Linked DNA regions of Homo sapiens: region 2 is linked to region 1. The links are chromatin contacts, found by Hi-C or POLR2A ChIA-PET in ENCODE. All regions are on one chromosome and are shown on one strand. The core of a region is the stretch at or near the end of the contact, and the rest is flanking DNA. Distances in the headings are between cores, read along the strand shown.

What was found. A loop is a pair of places that touch in the nucleus more often than their neighbours do. ChIA-PET counts read pairs that join two places held with the same protein, here RNA polymerase II (POLR2A). Pooled maps may share reads with other maps.
Region 2: a loop to region 1 is called in a map of naive thymus-derived CD4-positive, alpha-beta T cell, with 9 times the contacts of the local background. The contact joins the promoter of CAPZA1 here to the promoter of PRPF38B in region 1. A Hi-C loop is called at or near these places in 1 of 168 maps with a recorded cell type or tissue (naive thymus-derived CD4-positive, alpha-beta T cell) and 9 of 50 pooled maps. POLR2A ChIA-PET finds 5 or more read pairs at or near these places in 1 of 52 experiments (CD4-positive, alpha-beta T cell).

What each region holds. Positions count from the first base shown.
Region 1 is chr1:108,690,312-108,696,564 of GRCh38, forward strand. It overlaps PRPF38B (pre-mRNA processing factor 38B), which reads left to right and starts at 1,999. Exons shown (of 6, transcript NM_018061.4): 1 at 1,999-2,556; 2 at 5,391-5,459; 3 at 5,732-5,883; 4 at 5,966-6,026. The coding sequence starts at 2,281. RefSeq lists enhancers at 1,651-1,840, 1,778-2,338, 1,921-2,250, 2,901-3,461.
Region 2 is chr1:112,617,617-112,623,934 of GRCh38, forward strand. It overlaps CAPZA1 (capping actin protein of muscle Z-line subunit alpha 1), which reads left to right and starts at 2,216. Exons shown (of 10, transcript NM_006135.3): 1 at 2,216-2,267. The coding sequence starts at 2,229. ST7L (suppression of tumorigenicity 7 like) reads right to left here and starts at 1,525. Exons shown (of 15, transcript NM_017744.5): 1 at 1,293-1,525. The coding sequence starts at 1,497. RefSeq lists enhancers at 1,489-1,588, 1,697-2,896, 2,049-2,498.

The sequences.
Region 1 (6,253 bases), core at 749-3,248:
AAGAGGGATGTCAAGTCTATCTGGCTACTTCCTGCTGAAAGAGGGCTCTCCAGCCTGGGCCAGAGAGTGGGACTCTGTCTCAAAAAAAAAAAAAAAAAATCCAGACAGTCTAGTCACAAATGTTCACAGCATTTTCAACAACAATTTGTGTTGTTTCTAATTTGGGGCTATTACAAATAAAAATGCTGTTCCCATCAATGATTAGATAAACAAAATAGTGATAAATCCATACAACTGAATACTAATCAGTAATTAAAACAAAACACAACCTGCTGATACATGCAATAAGGAGGCAAAAAAAAAGAGAACACTGTGTGGGGATAATGATTTCATTTATTTAAGATTCAAGAAAATGCAAACTAGTCTCTACTGACAGAAAGTGGTTGCTTCGGTATGAGGTTGGAAAGAGAGATGGATTACAAAGGGCACAAGAAAACTTTTGGGATTGACAGAAGATTATGTTTATTGTAGTAGTGGTTTAATGGGTATACATATATGTCAAAACTGATCAAACCAAACTTACGGCTTTATATATGTGCAGCGTAGAGGTCTTCAATTATAACTGAATAAAGTTTTCTAAAAAATGGGGATAAAAATAACATCTTCAGCCTGTTGTAGGGATTCACTGAATATGTTAAAGCACTTTATCATAATACCTGGCTCCGAGTTTGATGCCGCTGACACTTAGATATCAAACTCAACCTCTCTACCAAGCTCTTCATCCAAACAGACTAGGGGTAAAGACTGTCTAAGACTATACAGAAAGATCATGTATCTGAGGAATTAAAAATAGGGCATAAGATTTGGCAATGTGTCACTCGGCAAACTCAATAAACTAGTATTATCAAGGCAAAAAATATATACACAAAAAGAACTGGGTTAAAAAAAATTTTTTCTATGGACTTTTAACGTGATAACTCATGACACAGGGGTTAGGATCTTCAGTTTTCCTTTGGAAGTTAATAAAAACCACTATAGAGAAAAACAAGATTTGCTAGTAAGAAGGTGAAAACTGCTTCTCCTCTCAGGGTTCTAGTTCTCTTGCAACCTAAAACAAAGGAACCAGACAGGATATCCACTTTCGTACCGTACAGCTCCAAACACTAATCAATCACTCCATTCACTTATCTTTTCTATTTCCTTGTATTCTGTCAAACAACTGTCTCTTGGTTTAAATACTTTTCTGCTGGTCTTCGCTCTCTCTCTCTCCTCTTCTGGTTTATTTTCATCCAGATGTGGATTTTCCCCAAAGTTTCCATCTTATCCTTTTCTCCTCCTGTGTATGCGCCACTGAAGTCAAGATTGCCACATTCAAACTCCCCACACATTCACACACCCACTCCCAATATACAGTATCTCGCCCAATGTTTATCACTCCGGATACATTCCTAGAATCCAAAGATCTGGAGCAGGGAGAAAAAGAAAAGGCGCCTACCAGATGCCTGGAACAGTCTACTAGGCACTACAAGTACATTAGCTCTTTCAATGCTCACAACAGCCCAGCCAGATGTTATCTCAATCTTACGGATGAATAAATTTAAGACTTCTGGCTGGACACTAGAGGCTGGCGAAGTACGTGACCTTTGATCAGAATCTCCTGGAGGAGTGGGGTCCCTGACCATTGTACCTTCCAGAGAACCTTAAAACTGAGATCCCAGGAGACCCCTCTCGGATACTCTGCAGAAGTCAGAGTGACGATATTAGCAAGCACACCGCAGCCATGCGAACCCTTCCTGGCTCAGCTCCCGACAAAAGAAATCAAGCCCCCAGTCAAAATACAACAACAACGGATTAGGCCTACAACCCTCTCCCCCGGCCCCCAAATTCTCAGGAGAAATCCCCTAAGAGTCAGGTACGGAGGTCACTGCAGCGACTTCAGCGTGCAGAGAACGCGGGGACCTAGGAAGAGGACGCTCCAGCCCAACTGAGCGTCTCTGATTGGCCGCCAGCTCAGCTTGGAACGCTGGGGTGCGTGGCGTCATATCCGCCGGGCCCGCCATCTTGTTCCCAGGGGCAGTTGGCGGAAGAGATCGAGCTCCCTGGCTGCCGGCTCGCCTTCTGCGTGGAGTTCTCGCGGTCTGGGTTTCGCTGTCTGCTCTTGGCCCGGGGTCATTTTGTCGGCGTCGGGTGCCCTCTCTTGCCCAGCTGGGGCACAGCGAGGCGGCCCCTTCTCCCGACGACGTTCGATGGAGTAGGGTCCCAGACCGTTGTCCCGAAGAGCGAGATCGAGCTTGGCCCCCTCCCCCCCCTCCTTCCCTCCCTCCTTCCTTCCGCCGCAACATGGCTAACAACAGCCCCGCGCTGACAGGCAACTCGCAGCCGCAGCACCAGGCGGCTGCAGCTGCGGCTCAGCAACAGCAGCAGTGCGGCGGCGGCGGCGCTACCAAGCCGGCGGTCTCCGGCAAGCAGGGCAATGTGCTCCCGCTCTGGGGCAACGAGAAGACCATGAACCTCAACCCCATGATCCTGACCAACATCCTGTCGTCGCCTTACTTCAAAGTACAGCTCTACGAGCTCAAGACCTACCACGAGGTGGTGGACGAGATCTACTTTAAGGTACGAAGTGTGTAGGCCTTGGCTTTGGGGGTAAGTTCGGAAGAGGGGGTATGGAGGAAACGGGCGAAGGCGGCCCCCGAAATCTGAAGATTTGTGGGTGGGGGAAGGTGGTTCGGCGGAGGGGTGGCTGCGGCCTGTAGTGTGTCTGGGAGGGGTCGGACTGGGGCCGCCCTCTCGTTTCCATTTTAGATTTTTAGGGCCGGGAGAGCCCGCCACTATTGATCTCTCTCCTCCCCCAACCTCCTGCCCACCCCTGGGGGGAGTTGGGCAAGAGGGATGGGGGAGAGGAGGAAAGAGTAACAGAAGCCTTTCCAGTTTACAGCTTTAAAATTATTCCTTTTGACGTGGATCTGCTGAGCGCCAACTTGTTGGTGCTTCTCCCGCTCACCCCTGGCCAGGGCGTGTAATGACTTCAGTATTGGCCTCGTGTTGTTGGTACTCACTATCCGATCCAGGCAGGGAAATGGTCAGTGCGTGTGTGTCGGGTGGGGTGGGGGGATGAGGGTGGAGAGGTGCCATTTCAAGAGGTGTACAGAAGGCCTGGAAATTTTCCCAGCAGGAAGTCAGGAGTAAGAGGTCTCAGCCACCTGTGCATTGGGCTAATTTAGAATTATCTGGGCCCTGGGCTTCTGCGGCAGGGTCGGTGCTGGCTTGGCTGTGCTGGGGAGCTCACCTGGCGCCTCCTCACTGCACTCTTGTCTCAGTTCTTGTTTCGTTAGCAGGATTGACTCAGTCTTGCAGCGAGGCTCGGAGCAGCCCAGGGTCGCAGGTAGAGGTATGCACTATTAATCATGCTCAATCGCCATAAATGCATTTCCCTGGTTAAATGAACGACTAATTAGATTTTTGTGGGTTTTTTTGGCCATTGCTTTTGGTCCTTCACCAATTAGGTAGGCTTTTTCCACTTCCCTGCAAATTATGTAGTATAAAAAATACCTTCCAGGCCTCCGAAAGTTAATTTCTATTTTAAAGAATATTAATAATAGCCTTAGTGGTCTTTAAAAATTTTATCCGGAGCATCTAATACACAATCCATTTTTGTCTATATTCACTCTTAAAAACTTGACAGACCGCACAAAGTGTTTTCTATCATTTGAACGTATGTGTAGAGATGGTAACAAAAGGACATTCTCTTTTGTCTTGCCCACCTTTTCCCCCAGTTGAGTAATTAGGTTATTGAAGGATTTTGAGAGATTAGTTGCTTTTTATAGAAAACATCTCTTGAATACAGTTCAACTTTGGGTTGATAAAGTACACAAATAAATTTGGAATCCTCTTACGAGAGTAGGTCTGATTGTAATTCTATGAATTAGTTTTTTTAGCTTTTAAAAGGTAAGACCTTTTTAGCATGGATACAGTATGGTGAATAACATTTAATCCTTAGCTTTATTTATGCAGTAAACTTTAAACAGTTGAAAATTGGGTTCCTGCTCTTTCTGCGGCAGGTTCTGTTTTCTAACATAGGCAAAATGTTAATGTAATAGAGGAAAGTCTCGTTTTTAAGTTTCAAATGTGTTTTGAAACAAGATTCTACCAGGAATTGTTTTTAAATTCCGTTAAAAAACTAAAGACCCAGTTTTTTTACTAATATTAAGAAGACTTAAGACTTTCAGATCAAATACTCACTGAAATTTATAAGTTTCCAACTTTGTAATTTTATTTTGTATGCATCCAGCCCTGCCTTTGGCTAGCTTTTAAGGAATTGAAACATCTTTTACATGGCAATCTGTGGGGAAGAAAGGAAACGTTAAAGCACTGCAAAATAGTGTAGTGCTTAAACTTACATGCACGCTTTTCTATCTAAAGCCATTGTTCAGGACTACAAAATTTACCATGTGGGTGGAAATAGAATTTTAGAAATATGCAGTGAAAAAACAGGATTTTTTTTTATGTTTTTAAAAAAAAACAAAGATGGGTCTTCCCAAAAGACCTTTTTGGATTCTATTTTAGAGTTAATATTCTTTTGTTGTTGTTGCTGTTGTTGTTGCTATTTTTAGATAAGGACTAGTTTTTGTAAGATGTTCCTCTTAGCAAATATGATACTGTATCATCTTTGATGATACTTAGTATATGCCAGTGACTATTCACACTCAGTTTTTGACACAATTTATATTCTGGGGAATAATTGGATTGGTTCACACATAATTAGGCTGAAGCTTAATTACAACAATGATCTCTGTAAGTGTGGCCTTTGTAATTTTATCTTTAATCAGGAATAAACCTGACCCTGGTGGAAAAAATGTACAAATAAAAAGTTCCATAATTTTGCATCACAAGTAACTCGTTACTGTTTTAGAAAATTTTCTTCAAGTAATTTTCCTTAATTTTATAATGTAGATTTTAAATTACAATAAAATTGAACTATTGAAGGTGTTTTGAAGTTTTTAAATTAATGCTTAACGTTAATACTTTTTGCTTTAAATTGGAGACTTAAATCCATTTTTAAAGGAAAATGTTAAGCAACCCATAAGTTAAATTGTCAAATATTATCAAAGTTAAAATATTACCAAATAGTTTTTGCAACCAAGTGAGACTATAGAAATTTTCTGACTCCCAGATGTAGATATCAGCTCTTTATAAAGCTAGTTGAGTGGGATTTCTCCTCTGCAAAGCTATTAAGGTTTTGTTAAACCCTAGTAGCTTTATGGGTGCTGTCTAAATGTCTAAGCAGTTTTTCCAAAAATGATTTACACACTTAATATCAGTAAACATATACTTAATGCCAAAATAATTTTGGAAGAGCTGCTCTATTATGGACTTGGGTTTACTTTTATCAGGCTTTTAAACAAATTCAAAGTATGAATGTTTGTTGTGTTCCTCTTTTCTATTTTCAGGTCACGCACGTTGAACCATGGGAGAAAGGAAGCAGGAAAACAGCGGGCCAGACAGGGATGTGCGGAGGGGTAAGTAGAAGTACGTGCATTTTTCAGTTTTTCTGTGTCTAATAACTAAGTTTATATTTAGAGAACTAGAGGCCTGTCAATTATACACTTGAGTGACAATTTTTTTAATCCAAATTCAAGTGTTCAGTGAAATAGGGTTAGAAAAGTGTTACTTTTTAATGCTCCTTAGTTCTGGATTATGGATTGTTATTGATACCTAACAGGATTAATCAATTGGTGTTAAGAGTCCGTTAATTATTTTACTACTTTTTCTTAACTCGTTTCCCCTAAAGGTTCGAGGTGTTGGAACAGGAGGAATTGTTTCTACAGCATTTTGCCTGTTATACAAATTATTTACCCTGAAGTTAACTCGAAAGCAAGTGATGGGTCTTATAACACACACAGACTCTCCATATATTAGAGCGCTTGGATTTATGTATATAAGGTGAGCGTACATTTATGTACATTTCCAGTAAATATCTCATTTTAATTCACATGTGTTTAATAATAGTCTTTTGTAATTCTAGATATACACAGCCCCCTACAGATCTGTGGGACTGGTTTGAATCCTTCCTTGATGATGAAGAGGTATGTCAACAAGGGTAATAATTTGTTTTCTTCTGATTACTCTCATATTTTTATTATCTTTTATTTATTGGTGGTTTAATGTCTTCAAGAACTTCCTGTAGTTAAATTTATTTCAGTGAGATACTTTTGGAATTAATGTCCTTTTACTGAGACCTGATGGCTTTTATGTATTTTAGGGTAAATTTCTGAAGTTTTATTTTCTTGTTTTAAAATTGTTTAAATGTGTT
Region 2 (6,318 bases), core at 966-3,465, 3.9 Mb after region 1:
CCAGAGGATCGCTTAAGCAGAAGAGTTCAAGGCTGCAGTGATCTTGCCACTACACTTCAGCCTGGGTGACAAAGGGAGACTCTGTCTGTCTTTCTCTCTCTCACACACACACACACACACACACACACACACACACACACGAAACGTAAAAAAGAAAAATCTATAGTAATCAACTATTCTCATCTAAATGTTGCATATGGTTAACGTAGAAAAATAAATGACAAGTCAATCAGTAACACTGTGCATAGAAACCACCGTTAAGCACTTCATTCACCTGTTACAGAGATGCCAAATTAGCTCTTCAGTTTAGCTTATTTTAGAGTGCTAGTTATATTTGAACTTGATACCTATCCTCCAAAAAAACCAAAATATTTCCGAACATTAACTCACAGTCTTTCATGTCATCTCTGAACAGGAAAGGGGACATTTGCTGCCTTTTGCTTCAGAAAAATCAACCACCATACTGAATCATGTAATGGAAATACTTATATCTTGTTCTGAGGTTGCTGCTCAGATCTTGAGTGAAATATAATCACATGGTAAGGGGACCTGGGCCCTAAACACTTCATCCTGTCTACAGCTAAAGAATAGTACAGTATATGAGAATCCATCAGGATCATCACTTCTTACATGTGTTCGTATTGTCAGCACAGAATACGTAGCAAGTGTTCTACAGACGTCGAAAGAACTAGCAAACCCACTGTTGTTTGTGGCGCTCTCACTTCCTGTACTATTTTATTACTCAAGATAAGCCTAAAAGAACAGACAAAACTATCACGAAAACGATTTCTTAACAGAACTATTTTAAAACAAGAGAATCCTCAATTAAAATCATGCCATTTTCTTTCTCTGAAATCTTTAAATTACAGATGTGCTCATCTTTGTTGCCTGGATATGAGTTCTTTCAGCTGGGCAGCGGGAGACTCAAAGTAGTGACTTTTAAGGGATCCTACCAGAGGTGGGGGAGCCAATATAAATTACGTATCCTAATCTGAGACACTCTTCTGTCCTAATACCTGAAGCTTATAGCTTGTCAGGTGGCTTTTCCATGGAAAAACGAGGACATAAGAGAGAGGGCGGACCTTAAGAGTTCTACGGAGGAGCCGGTAACGGCAGCAGGCTTGTCAATCAACTGCAAGGTTGCAGCCCAAAAGAAAAAGAACTCACTTGATCGCTCATCATCGACTCCTCAGAGGCCCTCTAGGACTACCGAGAATCTCTTGCCCTTTGGCTCTTGCCCCCGACATCTCTCCTGGCCCCCCGCCCTGCCCCAGGAGGTCTGGTCCTCTCACCCGCTGCCAAATTCTCACACAGCCTCAAAGGGATCCTCAGGGCGTAAAGCAGCCCCAGCCCCGCCACGAACCACAACGAGGCCCCAGTCCCCGCCAGCCCGGCCCGCAGTCGCTCCCTCCAGCCTAGCGTCGGGTTTAGGCCAGGGACAGATGCAGGAGACGCTCCAACAGCTGCGGCTTCACCCACGCCGCCACGGTCCGCCATCTTGCCGCTATCGCAGGCGCCAGGAGCTGGGAGGGGAGAAGGACAGGAAACCGGGAGTCGGGAATCCTGGGATAGTGGCGGACCTGAAGTTGGCCTCTGTGAAGGCTGAGTCCTGGGGAACCGGGACCGAGAAGATTTCGAAGGTGGAGGAGCGTGTCTCAAGATTGGGGCTACCTGTTCTTTCGTGGGGCAGGGAAGGGGCGGACAGCAGCGCCTATTCTGGAGGAACTGGACTGAGATGTGACCCCGAAGTGTTACCGCTTCCAAACGAAATGAGGGTCACCTTTCACACCGCCCCCCCCCCGGGGTTGGAAAAGCCACCGATCGTTCCAGCTGCCGAGCAGCTCTTAAAGCTTTGGATTCGGCTGTCGTGGAGATAACGGGCACCAGAAAAACTTGTAGGAGTAGCAACAGCTATTTGGTCGGATGGAGGCCAGAAGCCAAGAATAATCGAAACACGCTGCCAGCGCCCATTAGATGGATGGGAAATGAGTGTAACTCATTGGGAAAGATATTAGACTTCAAATCACCTAAGGCAAACCCTACTTCCTGGGGCGCGGGCGCGGGCGCTGGCGTTAGGAGACGTCACTCCCGCGCATAACTGACATGGGGCCCTCTTGGTCGGCGTTTCCGGGCGGGTCCTTCCGACGGCCGCCGCGGTGATTCCATCACTCGGCTTTCTTCCCGGCCTGCCTCGCGCCCGTAGCCGGGCTGGGCCAGAACAGCCCAAGATGGCCGACTTCGATGATCGTGTGTCGGATGAGGAGAAGGTAAGGGGTCCGCCTCTCTCTCTTACCTCCTCCCCCGACAGGGAACTGGGGCCCGGCCCGGCTGCGTTGGGAGCCTAGCAGTGTCCCCAGGAAAAAGAAGCTTCTTGGTCCATGCTGACATACGCTCTCCGCAGTCGGGACGCTTCCCTCTTAGGGGGCTTTCCTCTGCCTCACGGTGGCCCCAGTTCCTCGTTCCTCGACTCTCCTTTTCTCTCAGGCCTGAGGCACAGCCCAGGGGCCTCCCTGCAAGGGAACAGACGTTTCCTTTATTGGATCGTGACTGTGGACTTTTTTCTGTAATTTTGCGAGAGGGTGGTGGTTATGTTGCGACATATCAAAAAGCAGTTATTTTACCGCCTTTAGCAGTTGGGGCTCACCCCATCCCCCCATTTGTAGATATAATTGGGGTTAGTTTAGGGCGAGTCACTTCCTGGTCAGGATGGCCTCTTAACTTCCCTTTTGCTCCTCCTTCCTCAGGAAGTGATTTTGCTGTCACGACTCTTCGACAAGGAGAGGTCCCAAATGTTGTCCATCTCCCTACACATGCACTACTTTTCTCCTGTACTGTCGCCTGTCTGATTCGCTATAATAAATCTGTGAGCCTCAGGGCATTTGCTTCAGAATTTGAACACCAGTCTTTCCCTATAGACACATCCCTTTTAACGATAATTTTTGAAAATTTTGTTTCTTGTTAACAAATCTAGAATAGCTGATGGATTTTCTTAACCTCCAGAAAGGTTTTCTGTAACACATAATAAACCTTATGTTAACACGTTCAAGACTGAACAAAGCATCCTGCCTTCTTTGATGCTCCACTGTGGAGTCTTTGATCAGTTGAATTTGTCAGTGTGCATTTTGTATGCTCATTTCTTGAAAAGGGTCTTAAATACAAGAGCACATTCTAAGGTGGAATAACTTTTCTTCTGACAGTTGCACAGTTTCATAACAGTTTGTCAGGCTTTTCAGTAAGTACATGGTTTTAGGGCACGTAGAACTTAGAATGACCTCACAAGGCAACTTATTGGACAAGAATTATGACATTTGTCTCCCACTGTGGCTATTAGAAAATGTGTCCCCTTGAGTGCTCTGTAAATCTACCTGGGTGTTTTTTTCAATAAGAAGTTGGGATGGGAAGGGGACTGTTATGATCCATAAGTCCTCTGTACGGAATAACTTGATATATGTAGATATGGCATGCCATTTTGAAATGTTTAACAAGCCATTGACAACAGCGTTAGATTTTCTCTTATTTGGAAACTGATCTTCATACATGTTTAAGATTTAGGACAAAAACATTTATGTATAAGCCTATGCTGGAAATCGATCTATAATAAATTGTTCTAAGGCAAATAGTTACTATTCAAATAAAATTAAGCAAAAATCCTGTTACAATACAACTAAACAATTTTTTTTTTTTTTTGAGACGGAGTCTCGCTCGGCTCACTGCAACTTCCGCCTCCCTGGTTCAAATTATTCTCCTGCCTCAGCTTCCCGAGTAGCTGGGATTACAGGCACCCGCCACCAAGTCCAGCTAATTTTTGTATTTCTTGTAGAGAGTGGGTTTCGTCTTGTTGCCCAGGCCGGTCTCAAACTCTTGGGCTCAAACGATCCATCCGTCTTCGCCACTTAAAGTGCTGGGATTACAGGCGTAAGCCACCGCGGCCGGCCAAAATTTCACAAATAATTTAAATAATAAACTTTTAAGTTTATTGTGCCTACCTGATACACATTGACCAGTGTTGTTGGATTTTTGTCTTTGATACCAGGTTAGAATGCCTTTAATTAAACTTGGGAAAATATATATTTTAAAATGCCAATTAAGATGCCTTTAGATACTGGCAGTGTTTTAATTAATAACATTAATGTCTTGGGTTATGGTTTTTTTTTTTTTTTTTTGAGATGGAGTCTCGCTCTGTCACCCGGGGTGGTGTGCAGTGGTGCGATCTCCGCTCGCTGCAACCTCTGCCTCTCTGGTTCAAGCGATTCTCCTGCCTCAGCCTCTCGAGTAGCTAGGATTACAGGCGCCCGCCACCAAGCCTGGCTAATTTTTTGTATTTTTAGTAGAGACGGGGTTTCACTATGTTGGCCAGGCTGGTCTCGAACTCCTGACCTCATGATCTGCCCGCCTTGGCCTCCCAAAGTGCTGGGATTACAGGCGTGAGCCACCGAGCCCAGCCAGTATTGTTTTTTTTAATAGCAGATCTGTGACCAGTTTCCTCTTCTAGCATACTTTTTTTGTTGCCAAGTATATTTTAATATTGTTTTTTATCTTTGTTACATTTTCTAAAGGCAGTGAACCTTTAGAAAATTTGGTGATAATGGACTCTTAGTTTCCTTGTAAATATTTATGTAAAAGCTAGTAATATCATCTATTCTCATAACTGCTGAAGTTTTTTTAATCACTTTATAAAGAGGAAGTTGGGTTTTGTTACCTGAAATGGTCATGATGAGCTGTCTAAATAAAACAGGAAGTTGAAAGTGTAATAACTTTTAGAAATAAATCTTTTAGTTGTAGCTTTGAGTTCACAGTTTCTGAGAATGAACTTGAGCTCTTTAGTTACATGCTTAGCAAGACCAAGATACTATAATTAGGAATCCTGAAATATGAGATGAATTACTTCTTTGGGTTCTTTTCATTGTCTATTTCCTTTATTTCATTCAACATTTGTAAAACATAAAAGCAAAGAGAATTTTGGGGGGCTGGAAAAAAGTGTGACTAGCATATTTTTTCCCTTCAGCCTAACTAGTGGAATATTTGTGTACAATTTCAAAAGTATGGTAATTGAGAAGTCATGCTTTCAGTTTAGACAATGCTTTCAGTAATAAGATAAAGTTTTCAGTATTAAGAAAAACTACATGCTTTCAGTTTAGACAATGGTAGTGGTGTTAAGGCATTTTTGAGAAACAAGTTTATCAAAATTATTTAGTAGAGCAGTAGAAAATGTTGTAAATAGATGAAATATGAGGGCTTTGTTAGAGCACATGAAAAATATTTTATACTTTTTTTTTTTTTTTTTGAAACGAAGTCTTGCACTGTCTCCCAGCGGGCTGGAGTGCAGTGGTACGATCTCGGCTCACTGCAACCTCCACCTCCTGAGTTCAAGTGATTCTCCTGCCTCAGCATCCCAAGTAGCTGGGATTACAGGCACCTGCCACCACACCCGGCTAATTTTTTGTATTTTTAGTAGAGACAGGGTTTCAATATGTTGGTCAGGCTAGTCTCAAACTCCTGACCTCGTGATCCGCCTGCCTTGGCCTCCCAAAGTGCCGAGATTGCAGGCGTGAGTCACTGCACCTGCCAAATATTTATGCTTTTAAACTGGATCCTTGATTATGTATTACCTCCTTAATTTACTAGTTACCATTGTAGGATAAAGCAAGCCCTAAAGATTGTTTGGTGTGGCTGTTTTCTAACAAGTCATCAATTAATATTAAAACTGTCATTCTTCCATCTTCACTTTTCAGTTAGTTTTGCTGAGAGGTATTCATATAATCTGTTAAGACATCCTAGGACAGGCCGGGCCCAGTGGCTCACGCCTGTGACCCCAACACTCTGGGAGGCCGAGGCAGGTGCATCATCTGAGGTCGGGAGTTTGAGACCAGCCTGACCAACATGGAGAAACCCCATCTCTACTAAAAATACAAAAATTAGCTGGGCGCAGTGGCACATGCCTGTAATCCCAGCTACTCAGTAGGCTGAGGCAGGAGAATCGCTGGAACCTGGGAGGCGGAGGTTGCGGTGACCCGAGATCACGCCATTGCACTCCAGCCTGGGCAACAGGAGCGAAACTCCGTCTCAAAAAAAAAAAAAAAGAAAAGAAAGCCCGGGCGCGGTGGTTCATGCCTGTAATCCCAGCACTTTGGGAGGCCGAGGCGGGTGGATCACGAGGTCAGGAGATCGAGACCTGACCTCAGGAGATCGAGATCCTGGCTAACGCAGTGAAACACCGTCTCTACTAAAAATACAAAAAAATTAGCCGGGCGTGGTGGCAGGTGCCTGTAGTCCCAGCTAATCGGGAGGCTGAGGCAGGAGAATGGTGTGAACCCGGGA